4 separate regions of the Homo sapiens genome follow, and all the other regions are linked to region 1. A link is a contact called in ENCODE Hi-C or POLR2A ChIA-PET data. All regions are on one chromosome and are shown on one strand. The core of a region is the stretch at or near the end of the contact, and the rest is flanking DNA. Distances in the headings are between cores, read along the strand shown.

The links. A loop is a pair of places that touch in the nucleus more often than their neighbours do. ChIA-PET counts read pairs that join two places held with the same protein, here RNA polymerase II (POLR2A). Pooled maps may share reads with other maps.
Region 2: a pooled map shows a loop between it and region 1 (7-fold over the local background). The contact joins the promoter of VPS25 here to the promoter of DHX8 in region 1. A Hi-C loop is called at or near these places in 4 of 50 pooled maps. POLR2A ChIA-PET finds 5 or more read pairs at or near these places in 3 of 52 experiments (CD4-positive, alpha-beta T cell, CD8-positive, alpha-beta T cell and activated T-cell).
Region 3: a pooled map shows a loop between it and region 1 (14-fold over the local background). The contact joins the promoter of LSM12 here to the promoter of DHX8 in region 1. A Hi-C loop is called at or near these places in 1 of 168 maps with a recorded cell type or tissue (CD8-positive, alpha-beta T cell), 1 of 37 single-sample maps with no recorded cell type and 8 of 50 pooled maps. POLR2A ChIA-PET finds 5 or more read pairs at or near these places in 2 of 52 experiments (B cell and OCI-LY7).
Region 4: a pooled map shows a loop between it and region 1 (10-fold over the local background). The contact joins the promoter of AARSD1 here to the promoter of DHX8 in region 1. A Hi-C loop is called at or near these places in 6 of 50 pooled maps. POLR2A ChIA-PET finds 5 or more read pairs at or near these places in 3 of 52 experiments (Caco-2, activated CD8-positive, alpha-beta T cell and naive thymus-derived CD8-positive, alpha-beta T cell).

The regions. Positions count from the first base shown.
Region 1 is chr17:43,482,371-43,486,092 of GRCh38, reverse strand. DHX8 (DEAH-box helicase 8) reads right to left here and starts at 2,118. Exons shown (of 23, transcript NM_004941.3): 1 at 1,908-2,118. The coding sequence starts at 2,055. RefSeq lists enhancers at 1,854-2,283, 1,583-2,425.
Region 2 is chr17:42,771,634-42,775,355 of GRCh38, reverse strand. VPS25 (vacuolar protein sorting 25 homolog) reads right to left here and starts at 1,907. Exons shown (of 6, transcript NM_032353.4): 1 at 1,828-1,907; 2 at 1,478-1,623; 3 at 657-710. The coding sequence starts at 1,880. RefSeq lists enhancers at 1,185-1,732, 1,816-2,015.
Region 3 is chr17:44,064,616-44,068,337 of GRCh38, reverse strand. It overlaps LSM12 (LSM12 homolog), which reads left to right and starts at 1,667. Exons shown (of 5, transcript NM_001371445.1): 1 at 1,667-1,874. The coding sequence starts at 1,751. RefSeq lists silencers at 1,585-1,704, 1,995-2,134.
Region 4 is chr17:42,961,982-42,965,703 of GRCh38, reverse strand. It overlaps AARSD1 (alanyl-tRNA synthetase domain containing 1), which reads left to right and starts at 1,250. Exons shown (of 12, transcript NM_001261434.2): 1 at 1,250-1,302; 2 at 1,467-1,598. The coding sequence starts at 1,264. It overlaps PTGES3L-AARSD1 (PTGES3L-AARSD1 readthrough), which reads left to right. Exons shown (of 17, transcript NM_001136042.2): 7 at 1,467-1,598.

The DNA.
Region 1 (3,722 bases), core at 869-3,368:
CAGCCTCCTGCATAGCACCAGTCACCATGGCCAGCTAATTTTTGTATTTTTTTTTTTTAGTAGAAATGGCGTTTCGCCATGTTGGCCAGGCTGGTCTCAAACTCCTGACCTCAGGGGATCGGCCTGTCTTGGCCTTCCAAAGTGCTGGGATTACAGGCGTGAGCCACCAAACCCAGCCAATGTTAGTACTTTTAATGTTACTGGTTTTATAATTCTGTATGTAACAGAAAAAGCATATTTGTGGGTTTTCTGCAAATTAATTGAGATCTTTAGCTATAAATAAACTAAAAGATTATGAAGTTTATACTTCGCTCTATTTTTGTACACAAATGAAGTTAACATCAAAACAATTAAACACTGGGGGTTAATGTCAATAACTTTTTTGTTTCTTCTAAAAGGCCAAGGTATTAGGAGTTAAAATGAAAACAGAGAGAAAGGTAAGCTCCCTGAAAGCAGAAATCTGTCTTGTTCTCTGTGGTATGCCTAGCCCCCAGCTCAATATTTGCTGAATAAAGGAAACATATTAACGAGATAGCAAAACCGACGAAATTATCACCTCATTATCAACTAAAAGAGAAGAATCCTGCGGGAAAAGTTATATAGGACAGACACATCTTGGCTGGGAGGCAAGAGAAAAAAGTAAACTAAAATATACTGGCTGCAGGGCATCTTCCTAAATGCTATATGGTGACCCTGTGAAGACATCGTCCCACTTCACAGATGAGAAAAACAGCTTCAGAGAAACTATGAATCTTACCAAAGGTCACTCGTCTAACTTCCCTAACCCCTCCTGTCACCTGCCCCTTCCCTTCCATCCCTCCGGTTGATGACTTTATCTTCATTTAGGAAACTGAAGAGTGGGCTGGAACTCTCTCACTCATCTTCCCACCACCAATCTCTAAACTCATCTGAATCTGCAACTGTATTCTCTGTCCTCGCTCCTGTTACAACTGAAGAAGCCTTGCTGTACGTACCAAAGGTCAATCCATCCATTGGTTGCCCTTGATCCCATCCATCCTCTGTACCTTCATAAAGGCTCCATCTGTCTATGGCTTTAGCTTTAGGACCCTAGCCTTTTCTAATTCCTCAGTTTCGGCTCCCCAGATGTAGTTTGCCCCAAAACATCTAGTGACTGGTGTTTAAGACATAGTACAGGACGCAATGGCTCACGCCTGTAATCCCAACACTTTGGGAGGCCGAGGGAAGAGGACTGCTTGAGCCCAGAAGTTCGAGACCAGCCTGGGCAATACAGTGAGACCCCCGTCTCTACAAAAAATTTAAAAATGAGTCGAGCTTGGTGGCGCCCGCCTGTAGTCCCAGCTACTCGGGAGGCTGAGGTGGGAGGACTGCTTGAGCCCAGGAGGTGGAGGCTGCAGTGAGCCGAGATCGTGCCACTGCACTCCAGCCCGGGAAACAGAGCGAGGCCCTGCCTCAAAAAAGAGTACAGGATGAACGGTCAAAGAACACAGTTAAAAGCACAGACGCTAACTACTATGTCACAGAGTGGCGTGAAGACCAAATAAAATAATGTCAATAAAGAGCTGAGCATCGCATCTAGCACATAGTGAGCACCCAATAAACGTCAGCCATCATCGTCGTCATCGCAGCATCTGCTGCTGTTGTTGTTAAACATGTTTAATTGAGGCTGAAAAAACAAACAAAAAACAATCAAGCAGAGATGACCGCCCCGGGCTTCACTGACAGCTCTGGGAAAGTTTCTAAAGTTTCTCGAGGGCTCTCAAGCCGAGGCCACGGCAGCGTGTACCCTGGGCACCGGTGTCTGCGACAGAGAGAGACAGATTCACACGAACATACTTTCGGTCCATCAACCACCTTTCTCCTTCCTCCTTCCTCCTTCCGCTTCCCTCAATCCCAAACTGAGGTCCCAGGGACCTCCCCGAGCTCACCAAGGTCCTTGTCGTTGATCCCCAAGTGATTGTCCAGCTCAGTGCAAACCTTTGACACCAAAGACAGGTACTCGAGTTTGGCAAGTTCTTCCGCGGGGCCTGGCTCCGACCCGATTAAGGCTCCCGCCATGGCTACAGCCACAGCCATGGCTATAGCTTGCCCAGAACCTCCTTCCTCACAGCCGGCGCTCAGAGCTACTCCGGCCGGGTTCCAGCTTTCACTTCCGGGTCAGCGCGCGTCCCCTTTGTTTACGGTAAATTGAAAATTTGAGGAACGAATCAAGTCCCAACAGGATGGATCATAGAGATCAAACAGGAAGTGCTTAAGGAAGGGACAACTAGAGTGGGTTACTCTGCACGCCGATCTGCGCCCTCTACAGGCGAGAAAAATCTCCGCCCGCCCTCAGGCCTGGAAACGTTCACTCAGCGCGCTCCCGCCCTGGGTCGGCAGAGGGCGACCCCGGCCTGCACAAGAGGCGCCGGGAGGCAACCGCAAAACAGCCTGCGCCTGCGCTTTAGAACACTTGAAAAAGGAATCTTAATGCACGTCTGGAAAAAGACAAACTTGCTTTACTGTGGATCCGCAAATTCCCGGCCTCACTTCTTTGTGGTTCCTGTCGTCCGATCTCAAGTGACCCTTGACAAGCCAGTAGGCAGTAGATTGCCTTCTCTTGTTTTACACACGAAGAAACTGGCACTTCCACTGCCAGCTGGCTGCTTGGGCAAATCAATCTCTGGGGCCTTAGTTTTCTCATCTGTAAACTAGAATAATGTTGCTCTACCCTAAATGGAATAACTGCAAGGAGTGTGACACAGAGTAGGCACACCGCAAATGACAGTTACTGTTAATATCACAAGGCTAGGCCGGGTGCAGTGGCTCACGCCTGTAATGCCAGCACTTTGGGAGGCCGAGGCTGGTGGATCACTTGAGGTCAGGAGTTCCAGACCAGCCTGGCCAACGTGGCGAAACTCCATCTCTACTAAAAATAGAAAACTTAGCCGGGCGTGGTGGTGGTGGGCGCCTGTAGTCCCAGCTACTCGGGAGGCTGAGGCACAAGAATCGCTTGAACCCAGGAGGCAGAGGTTGGAGTGACCTGAGTTCACACCACTACACTCCAGCATGGGCGACAGAGTGAGACTTTGTCTCAAAAAAAAAAAAAAAAAAATTCAAGGCTGAGATGATGGTCACAGAACTGGCCTCTGGTCTGTCAAGCACAGATCCCCTTAGTCTGGGAACCCACAGAGCCAGCTGCCTCCACTCTTGTGAAAACCTGCTTTTCAATCCCCAGTTTTCCTGTGTCCTCTCAGAACTTATTCCCCCAGGGGCTGGGCACTGTGGCTCACCCCTGTAATCCCAGCACTTTGGGAGGCCGAGACGGGCGGATCACTTGAGGTCAGGAGTTCAAGACCACTCTGGCCAACATGGTGAAACCTCGTCTGTACTAAAAATACAAAAATTAGCTGGGCGTGATGGTATGTGCCTGTAGTCCCAGCTACTAGGGAGGCTGAGGCGGGAGAATTGCTTGAACCTGGGAGGTGGATGTTGCAGTGAGCTGAGATCTCGCCACTGCACTCTAGCCTGTGCGACAGAGTGAGACTCCGTCTCAAACAAACAAAACACACACACAAAAACAACAACAAACCTTATTCCCCCAAATATCAGCTGTGCTGTAAGTCCAAGGTCATAAGCTCAGGTCTCCCAACTTCTGCTTCAGGTCTTTTTTACCTTTGTGGCAACCTTAATGTGGGATGGGGATTTTTCCCACACTCCAGTGCTCTGTGTGATGAGTAAGGAAACAGAAGCACCCTAAAGTG
Region 2 (3,722 bases), core at 658-3,157, 710 kb after region 1:
ATAACCAGGCGCGCAGTGGCTTACACTTTGGGAGGCCAAGGCGGGAGGACTGCTTGAGCCCAGGAGTTCGAAACTAGCCTGGGCAACATGATGAGACCCTACAGAAAATACAAAAAAATTCTCTCTATAGAAAATACAAAAAATTAGCCAGGTGTGTGGTGACACATGCCTGAGGTCTCAACTACTCAGGAGGCTGAGATGGGAGGATCACTTGAGCCTGGGAGTCGAGGCTGCAGTGAGATAGGACTGAGCCACTGCACTCCAGCCTGGATGACAGAGTGAGACCTTATCTCCCCACCCAAAAAAAAAGTATCATGAACTAAAAAGAAACAAAGAGGCAAAAAAATACCAAGGTGGGACAGAGTGGAAGAGACTCAGCTTTCAGAAAGAAAGATTCAATATTTATTTTACTATTATTATCTACAAGGCACTCATCCTTCTTCCACTTCTCTTCAGGTTTAGGGCACAGACAGAGATTTCAATTTTGTGTACAAAGAAGAAAGGACTTGGGAATTGGGCTGCCTACTTTACAGAAGACTCTGGCCTTCAAGCCAGGAGAGAGAAAAAGTTATTAAAGGGAAAAAGACTTATCCTAATTTGCCCTCAGGAAAACCCAACTAGGAAGAAAAATAAGGAATCTGGGGAACTGAACCCACCTTTCTTCCTCAGTTCCTCTAATACAATCTGGATCGACTCCACAGGAAGCTTTCCTGGTTTAAGGTTAAGGGAACGGCATACACATGAGTTGGGTAGGATAAAAATTTTCAGAGCCAGTCCCATGTTGAGAAACACCTGCCCCTTCCTCTCCCACACACATATGTGTGCAATTTCCCAACATGATATGAATTGGCATTTCCTGGATATTCAAAGGAGGAAGGTAAAGAGAAACTCTTCCAATTAAAAGGAGCTTTATGTGATTGTGCCACTGCATTCCAGCCTGAGCAAGAGAGGAAGACCCTGTCTCCAAAAAAAAAAAAAAAAAAGAAAGAAAGAAGCTTTAGAAAATGAAAGGTACTGTCATTCCTCACCCTCTGTCTGTTGCCTTCCTTCAGCCTTTCTCCACAGATATTTTAGGGATGAATCAGGCAGCAAAAACAAATGACCCTTACTTCCTGGCAGGAGGGGGGCAGAGAAAATAATTAAAGGTAGTTACCCAAGTCTGGGCCTCACACAGAAAAGGATGGAAGATACAAATAGTCAAAAGGGTTTAGGTTAAAAAACTTGGAACTTGGCTTCAGGGCAGAAATTCTAAGACCTTAATGACATCCGAGCAGTCATCACTGCCAAGAACAAGAGGGTATGGTACTGCATTTGCCAGGGGAAAATGTCAGCTACACATTTTCACTCTTTAAGTCCAGTTTGGGTGGGAATCTGCCTACCATGGGTAAAAGGGGGCTGGCGCGGGGGGGCGTCTGGGCATGTGTGAAAGCGCAGAAGTGCATGTGTATGGGCTGTGGAAGAGCCTGAGGGAGGATACGCTGTAGCTTGACGTTGTTGAAGAGCGGGCTCTCCTGAGCTTCCATCACCGTCATGCTGGACTGTTTGTGCAGGCGGCAGAAGGACAGGACCAGCGAGCACCAGGCGGCCAGCTGCTTCTGCCGAGTGTCCACATTCGGTTGTAACCTGCCGGGTGAAGGGAGTGGGGCGCAGAATTAGAGGGCGGGAGGCAGCACTTGCCCGGGACGCATTTCAGGAAGAAAGTAAGGGACTGAGGGTGTTGGCCGACGGGTCTTTTCTCCCCCTCCCCATATGAAGCATCAGGGCTGAGCCCAGGGTCCGGGGGAGGGGAGGGAGGCACAGCGGTGCTTCTTGGGGTCTGAGCCTCACGTAAAGAAGGGTGGGAAGCGATACTGCCACGGCCACTCGAAACTCATCGCCATCGTAGTAGCCCAGGAAACCCGGAAGCTACCGGCTAAGGACTTCCGGCCTTCGCTTCCGCACGTCCGGGCAGAAGGCAATGCAGAAAGGTTCCGGAAGCCTTTCTGGAAAGAGAGAGACCGGCAGGAGGAGTCCTCGTCATGACCCAGTCCCTCGCTGTTATCCTAAAAAGCCCTATCTTTTGGAGCAGGAAGAGTCCTGGGAAGTCTTCTGGTTCAACCCCAGAGAAAGGTCATGTCTTCCCCAAAGCGGCGAATTTTTGTTGCTGAAGTAGAACGGCAAATAAAGCCCAGATCTCCAGATCCCAGCCTACCTTTGTTTCCTCTATACTAGGCTTCTTTTAATATTAACATTTCTGTGAATTGCCATTTAATTTGATCAACTCACAATTACCCAAGCTCAATTCCAATGTCCTTTGTTTTATTTTTAATTTTTTATTTATTTATCTGTTTATTTATTTTTGAGAAAGGTCTCCCTTTGTTGCCCAGGCTGGAATACAGTGGCACAATCACAGCTCACTGCAGCCTCTACCTCCTGAGATCTGGCGACCGTCCGGCTTCAGCCTCCTGAGTAGCTGGGACTACAGGTGCACACCACCGCACCCAGTTATTAAATACATTTTGTTGTTGTTTTGGTACAGATGGGCGTCTCACCAAACTCCTGGGCTCAAGTGATCCTCCTGCCTCGACCTCCCAAAGTGCTGGGACTACAGGAGTGAGTTAACGCTCCCAGCAACCCGGCTAATATTTTCTAGAGATGGGCACTCACTATGTTGGCCCAGGTTGGTCTCAAACTCCTGGGCTCAAGCGATCTCCAGACCTCAGCCTCCCAAAGGGATAACAGGTGACCAACCCGGCCCTCCAATTTCCTTTGACTTCACCATTCCTCAGGCTCCTGCAGCACCCATGGGAGCACACTTTGTAGCTTGAATCACTAGAGACAGCCCTACTTCCATGATTCAGAGCTGCAGGCTTTGACCACAACCACCCATCTCTCACCTCTGCCATGACCTCGCCTTTCTTGTCTCAAGACCTAGGACCCCTTTTGGTTTTATCAGACTCCTTACCCAGCCTAAACTACTCAATTCTGTCCCCTTACCTACCTACCTACCTACAGGTCAGTTCCCAAACCAATGATCGTTGCTCCATTTCCCCCACCTCTTTTTTTCACTCCTGGGCTCTGGAGTATTGCTGGAAGAAAAATAACCAGAACATGTTTGCCAAGCCCTAGATTCCCTGACTAGCCTCACTACCGGGCTCTAAGGGCAGCTCTGTGATCCTTTGTCTTTTATTGACTCCGTCACCCTCAAGATAACTATTCAAACTTTTCCACATTCATCAAGGCACTCCACCTGTCCCCATGTCTCTGCTCTCTGCAGAACGCCTTTCATTCCTGCTTTATGAGATTGAGGCCATGCATGTGAACCCTTTAAGTTTTCCCTCTGTCTGTCTCTATACTTGATTCATCGCTCAAAAATTTCTCTCCACTTTTACTCCTTCTTTTTTTTTTTTTTTTTTTTTTTTTGAGACGGAGTCTTGCACTGTTGCCGGGTTGGAGTGCAGTGGCTTGATCTCAGCTCACTGCAACCTCTGCCTCCCTGGTTCAAGCGATTCTCCTGCCTCAGCCTCCCTAGAAGCTGGGATTACAGGCATGAGCTACCACACCCAGCTAATTTTTGTATTTTTAGTAGAGACGGGGTTTCACCATGTTGGTCAGGCTGGTCTCAAACTCCTGACCTCAAGTGATCCGCCCACCTCGGCCTCCCAAAGTGCTGGGATTACCAACCGCATCCAGCCTACTCCTTCCTTTTGGACTCAGAAGAAGTGTTGCACCCTTTGGCATAT
Region 3 (3,722 bases), core at 418-2,917, 580 kb before region 1:
AGCTGAGGCAGGAGAATCGCTTGAACCTGGGAGGTGCGGGTTGCAGTGAGCCAAGATGGCGCCACTGCACTCCAGTCTGGGTGACAGAGCGAGGCTCTATCTCAAAAAAAAAAAAAAAAAAGTTCTCTGAAAAAGCACACTATGAAGGAGCAGAATTTTTATTCCTATTATAATGAGTGTATCAATACTTCCAACACCAGGAAGTTTATGTTTCTTGGAGGGCAAGGAAATACTTTTGAACTTTGTTCAGGTTAAGCCGCGCCAAGACTGGCCCTTTGCTTCCCTCTGGACTAGAGAAAGGTCAACCTGTTTCTTATACATGAAGCGAGGATCCAAAATTTCTATAGTGAGCGGTGGGTGGGTTAGCGACAGCCATTGGTGGTAGTAGGGCTTGAAAATGCACGCTCATAGTCCTTTGCATAAGATTAAGAAAACGACTGTTTTGTACATCAGACGGACATTCAAGGGCAGGGGCGCAAAACCCCTCCTCCAAGCCCCTTTTTGTCACTATCCGCTGCTCCTCATTCCTGCCTTTTGCCTGGCTTTCTGGGAGAGAGGGCAAAAAGGGAGAAGGGGAAGTGTCTTGACTTCTAAGAGTGATGGGTGACTAAGGGGGAACTACCATTTATTAAAGACCTAGTACATGCCATGCACTTATACCCGTTACCGCATTTAAACCTCCTAACTATGAGGTAGGTATTATTATGTAACAGAGTATAGCAGTAAATAGCACCGTCCTTGGAAATAGGCAGACTGTTTTTGCTAGTTGTGGAACCGTGGACAAGTTTAGTCTAAAACTTAGTTTATGTAAAAGGAGGACATTGATTCCTACCTCAAAGGGCTGTTAGATGCTCAAGAAGTGACAATACAAATGCCTATGAAGAAACAGGATCAGGTAATTTGCTTGCTCAAGGTCAGGTGATTTAGTAAGAGGCTGACCTCGGATTCTGGTTCCAGCTTATCTAACTCCACAGCCAATGTTCTTTCCACTATCACTCAGTAGTTATAATCATCTTTTTTTGTTTGTTTGTTTGTTTTGAGACAGAGTCTCGCTCTGTTGCCCAGGCTAGAGTGCAGTGGCACAATCTTGGCTCAGTGCAACCTCCGCCTTCCAGGTTCAAGAGATCCTCCAGCCTCAGTCCCCCTAGTAGCTGGGATTACAGGCACGCGCCACCGTACCCGGCTAATTTTTGTATTTTTAGTAGAGACGGGGTTTCACCATGTTGGCCAGGCTGGTCTCGAACCCCTGACCTCAGGTGATCCACCCGCCTCGGCCTCCCAAAGTGCTGGGATTACAGGCGTGAGCCACCGCTCCCAGCCTTATAATCATCTTGTCCAAGTATCGTTAAGTCCTCTGAGGCTCTGATTCCTCATATGCAAAATGGGGTTAACATATTTTATAAAATTCATTCATTAAACTCTTGTGTGGAAGGTGTGCATATAATGGAGACTGCAGCTCCCTCCTCTTTCCCCTTTTCATTCCACGTAGGTCATTTATCCTTAACTTCTAAAATGGACTCTACAAGCACTTAACCGAGCGGACGCAGCTATACAAATACTTTTCAGATTCCCCTTTATTTCCTCTTCTTTCCCACTCCACCTAGGATCCCGCCCCAACCAGCGCCAGGCCACGCCCCGGCGTGTGACGCAAGCACGCTCCGTGCGCGCCGTCGCGTCGCGGCGCTCACTGGGGGCCCGGCTTTCGCCCGCTGCTGCCGCCGCCGCCGCCGGCCGCGGCTGCACTCCCAAGATGGCGGCTCCTCCGGGCGAGTACTTCAGCGTTGGGAGCCAGGTGTCGTGCCGGACGTGCCAGGAGCAGCGGCTGCAGGGCGAGGTGGTAGCCTTTGACTACCAATCCAAAATGCTGGCTTTAAGTATCCTTCCCTGCGTGAAGCCCGAGTCCGGGCCGGCGTGTAGGTGCGGTGGTCGGGGGGTGGGGGACGACGGCGGCGGCTGGGGCTCTCTCCGGGCCTAGGGGCGACCGGCTACCGCGGCGCCCGGGGCGCATGCGCACGGCCCTGAGCTCCCCTCCCCCTCCCGCGGGCCCTTCGGTCAGCTTTGGGGATCCTGTCTCTCTCTCTTTGCGGGAGCTGGGGCTTTACCGAGGATCAGTGGGTGGAGGAGGGCTTGACACGGGGATGGCTTTTTGGGGGGAACGTTATGAGAGGGGACACAGTAATTAGGAGAGGGGGTGGTGGTGGGAGGGGGCTGATGGATTGGAGCCCGGATGGAAAGGAGGGGCGGGTGAAATATTATGGGGAGGGGTGTTTAGGGTAAGGAACTGCTGGTAGGGCAAAGGTATGGAATTTAGGAGGGCATGTGCACTGATGGGATTTCGTCCAAGGAAGGGCGGTGGGATGGTGACCAAATTGGTCCTTGCCTGTTTTGGGGGAGAGTAAGTTCAGGGCAGAGTTTGTATCTGAGCTAGGGATAGTGGCTTGTTTCGCTGATGCGTGTGTATGTGTGGTGGGGGGGCTGTGCTGATTTTTAGGCTTCTCGGTCATTTGGAAGTTGCTGTTTAGGGGATGTTTGCACTGGAAACCTGTTCCAGAGAGGGCTTGCCAGGGGCTTATGTGGTTTGGGGATGTGTGAGTTACAGGTGAAAGAGTGAAGTTCTCATGCTGCCTTGATCAGTCCAGCACATGGAGTCCTTTTACGTAGTAGCAGCCTCCCTTTTGAAAGTAGCAATGTTAAACTGATTGGAAAAGGTGGCCTGCTTCTTTGGGGTGGAAGTGACTTCTGAATTACTCCAGGAAACTCAGTCTTGGAAATGAAACACTTCCTTGTTGGGATAAATGTGCCACGGCTTCCCTTTTTATGTGAGCCACAGGTGGGTTTATTGGAATTTTTTTTTGGAGGAGTAATTTTTTATGGCATCTTTTTTTTTTTTTTTTTTTTAAGATGGAGTCTCGCTCTGTCGCTAGGATGGAGTGCGGTGGCGCAATCTCGGCTCACTGCAACCTCCGACTCCCTGGTTCGAGCGATTCTCCTGCCTCAGCCTCCGGAGTAGCTGGGATTACGGGCACGCGCCACCACGCCCAGCTAATTTTTGTATATGTTTTTTTTTAACAGAGATGGGGTATCACCATGTTGGCCAGGATGGTCTCGAACTTCTGACCTCGTGATCCGCTGGCTTCAGCCTCCCAAAGTGCTGGGATTACAGGCCTGAGCCACCGCCCGGCTTTTTTTTTTGTTGTGTTTTTTGAGACGGAGTTTCACTCTTATTGCCCAGGCTGGAGTGCAATGGCGTGATTTCGGCTTACTGCAACTTCCGTCTCCCGGATTCAAGCGATTCTTCTGCCTCAGCCTCCCGAGTAGCTGGGATTGCAGGCATACGCCACCGTGCCCGGCTAATTTTTTGTATTTTTAGTAGAGACGGGGTTTCACCGTGTTAGCCAAGATGGTCTCGATCTCCTGACCTCGTGATCCACCCGCCTCGGCCTCCCAGAGTGCTGGGATTACCAGCGTGAGCCACCGCGCGGCCTAAGAATAGTTGCTTTTTTAAAAAAATAAGAGGTTACACCTGGAAGAAATAAGACCTTTTACATTAGTGGTTTAGTTGGAAGGGTCTTGTAACTAGGAATTACTTTTTTTTTTTTTTTTTTGAGACGGAGTCTCGCTCTGTCACCTAGGCTGGAGTGCAGTGGCACCATCTCGGCTCACTGCAACCTCCGCCTCCCGTGTTCAAGTGATTCTCCTGCCTCAGGCTCCAGAGTAGCTGG
Region 4 (3,722 bases), core at 1-2,500, 520 kb after region 1:
GCCCAAACTATTTTAATGTAATGTAATGTAATTTTCTTGAGACGTAGTCTCGCTGGGTTACCCAGGCTGGAGTGCAGTGGTACGATTTCGGCTCACTGCAACCTCCTCCTCTCGGGTTAAAGTGATTCTCCTGCCTCAGCCTCCCGTGTAGCTGGGATTATATAGGCGTGTGCCACCACGCCTGGCTAATGTTTTTGTGTTTTTAGTAGAAACAGGGTTTCACCATGTTGGCCACGCTGGCCAAATTGTTCTTCTTTTTTTTTTTTTTTTTTTTTTTTGAGACGGAGTCTCGCTCTGTCGCCCAGGCTGGAGTGCAATGGTGCGATCTCGGCTCACTGCAAGCTCCGCCTCCCAGGTTCACGCCATTCTCCTGCCTCAGCCTCCGGAGTAGCTGGGACTACAGGCGTCCGCCACCACGCCCGGCTAATTTTTTGTATTTTTAGTAGAGACGGGATTTCACCGCGTTAGTCAGGATGGTCTCGATATCCTGACCTCGTGATCCGCCCGCCTCGGCCTCCCAAAGTGCTGGGATTACAGGCGTGAGTCACCGCGCTCGGCCTTTTTTTTTTTTTTTTTTTTTTTTTTTAATTGAGACGGAGTCTCGCTCTGTCGCCCAGGCTGGAGTGCAGTGGTGCAATCTCTGCTCACTGCAACCCCGCCTCCCGGGTTCCAGCGATTCTCCTGCCTCAGCCTCCCGGGTAGCTGGGATTACAGGCGCCCGCCACCACGCCCGGCTAATTTTTGTATTTTTAGTAGAGACGGAGTTTCGCTATGTTGGCCAGGCTGGTCTCGAACTCCTGGCCTGAGGTGATCCACCCGCCTCGACCTCCCAAAATGCTGGGATTACAGGCGTGAGCCACCTCCCCCAGCTCCTTGCTTTCTATTTCTACTGGGCAGTGCTGCTCAGTAACCATGCCAGTCCCGTCCCCGCCTCTATGCGCTGGGATTCCGCAGCCAGAATACTTACATCCCTGGGGCCCCAAGGGGCTCACTAAACCACGTGCCTTGTCCAGGTCGCGTTTTTTTGTTTTTGTTTGTTTGTTTTTTTCCTCCTGGTCTTGTCCTTTGTAAAGCCTTAGAACAGTCGTTAAACAACCCAGCAAATATGCAATTCGCGTTTTCAGTAAATTTATCCAAACCGCATTCCATTCCTTACCCTCCTGCTTCTGCGCAGACAAGCGCCCTTGATGACGTTTGTCCCACGTCGCTCTCCGTTCGCTCCCAGGCTTCTCTGCGCGTGCGCCTCCTCACACGCCTGCAGGTATGGCGTTCTGGTGTCAGCGTGACAGTTATGCCCGAGAGGTACGGCGTCACGGCGAGGCACTTGAGACTGCCGGGCCGGCAAGGCGGTTTGGGGAAGAGGGCGCCACGTGTAGGGAGTGCCAACATGGCATTCTGTCCTGGTGTGGAGAGGGCTAGGGCTAGGGCTGGGGTCGGGGCTTATTCTCTCATTCCTCTCTGTTCAGTTCACCACCACCGTGGTCTCCTGCTGTCCCGCGGAGCTGCAGACTGAAGGGAGCAACGGCAAGAAAGAAGTGCTGAGCGGTTTCCAAGTGGTGCTGGAAGACACAGTGCTTTTCCCTGAGGGCGGGGGACAGGTACCAAAACGATCTCTTCCCAGGAAGCCCCCAGTTTCTTTGTGCTCAGGCCGAAATGCTCTCCTGCCCCTTTTTTCTCAGCCATAATGAATTCAGATGAGCTTTAGTTTAATTCATTTTGTTATTCATTTAATGAGTATTTATCAGCAATTGCTTATCTAGACATAACATATGCTAGATATTATTCCAGGCTGTAAGGATAACCGGTGAACAACACAGTGCCTTTATATACGTGGAATGTTTATTGAAGACAACTGTGTGTGCTAGGTATAATAAGTAATAAACAAAAACCAAGTAAAGGGAAAGAGAGTGATGGGATGCTTGTCTAGATGAAGGGTAAGTTATTTCAGTAGAGACCTAAACGAAGTGAGGGGGTGAGTCTTTGCAATTATCTAGTGGTGCTGGGGGGCAGAGGGAGTATTCAGGCAGGTAGAATAGCAGGTGCAAAGGCCCCAAGGAAGGAATTAGCTTCGGGTTTTAGGGACTGAAAAAGATGTTCCTGAAGGAGTTCAGGTGAGATAGACGGGTTACAGTAGTACAGCAGAGAGCATATTTATCAGTGCTGTGATGAGGACTAGGTACAACATGAGCGCAAGTGAGGTACATTGTGAAGATGGAAGAGGAGGATAATAACACCAAAGGTGGGCATTATGAGAAAGGCTTTTCTTTCTTTTCTTTTCTTTCTTTCTTTCTTTTTTTTTTTGAGACAGAATCTCTCGCTGTCATCAGGCTGAAGTGCAGTGGCATGATCTCAGCTCTGCAACCTCCGCCTCCTGGGTTCAAGTGATTCTCCTGTCTCAGCCTCCCAAGTAGCCTGACCAACATGATGAAACCTTGTCTCTACTAAAAATATAAAAATTAACCAGGCATACTGGCAGGCCCCTGTAGTCCCAGCTACTCGGGAGGCTGAGGCATGAGAATCACTTGAACCGGGAGGCTGAAGTTGCAGTGAGCCAAGATTGTGCCACTGCACTTCAGCGTGGGGGACAGAACAAGACTCCGTCTCAAAAGAAAAAAAAAAGGTGTATTAAGGTGTGTGGGCAGCGAACCATGCAGGTTATTTTCTTTCTTTTTTATTTTTAAGAGACAGGATCTTGCTATGTCACCCAGGCTGGAGTGCAGTGGCCTGATCTAGCTCACTGCAGCCTCGAACTCCCAGGCTCAAGCAATCCTCCTGTTTTAGCCTCTCCAGTAGTGGGGACTACAGGCGCACAACCAACATGCTTGGCTGCTTTTTTGTAGAGATGAGGTCTCACTTTATTGCCCAGGCTGATCTTGAGCTCCTGGCCTCAAACAGTCCTCCCACCTTGGCCTCCCAAAGGCTGGGCCTACAGGTGTGAGCCACTGCCCTGGCCTCCACTCAGGTTCTTAAGCAAATAAGTGACATGAGAGAACATGTTCAGTAGACTTGGTATTGAGAGAGTTCCAATTTCATATCAGTCATTATTATGGTGATTTTCCCAGTATGAAGATTTCCCTGATCTGCTGAAGGAAAACCTGTGACCTCAAGTATCCATAGAAGGTCTCATTTTAGACAGCATTTCTTTCAGGAAGTCTTTTTTTGATTCCCCAAGACTGTTAGGTCTCTTTCCTTTGAGGTTCTCTAGCGTCATATACTTTTTCATATTATGGCATGTTATAGGTCATATTGCAATTGTCTGTTTTCCAGCCTCTGTTCTCTAGACTCTTAAGTTCCATGAGGTACCATATCTTGTTTACATTGTATTCTTGGGCTGGCACAGTCTTTTGTAAGCAGTTGGCACTTGAAATGTTTTAAAATGAATGAACTTTTTTTTTTTTTTTTTTTGAGATGGTGTCTTGCTCTGTTGCCAGGCTGGAGCGCAGCGGCGTGATCTCGGCTTACTGCAATCTCCGTCTGCCAGGTTCAAGCAATTCCCCTGCCTCAGTCTCCCGAGTAGCTAGGACTACAGGTGTGCACCACCATGCCCAGTTAATTTTTTGTATTTTAGTAGAGACGGGGTTTCACCATGTTGGCCAGGATGGTCTTGATCTCCTGACCTTGTGATCCGCCCACCTCGGCCTTCCAAAGTACTGGGATTACAGGTGTGAGCCACTGTACCTGGCCCTTTTTTTTTTTTAAATGAGACAGTGTCTCACTCTGTC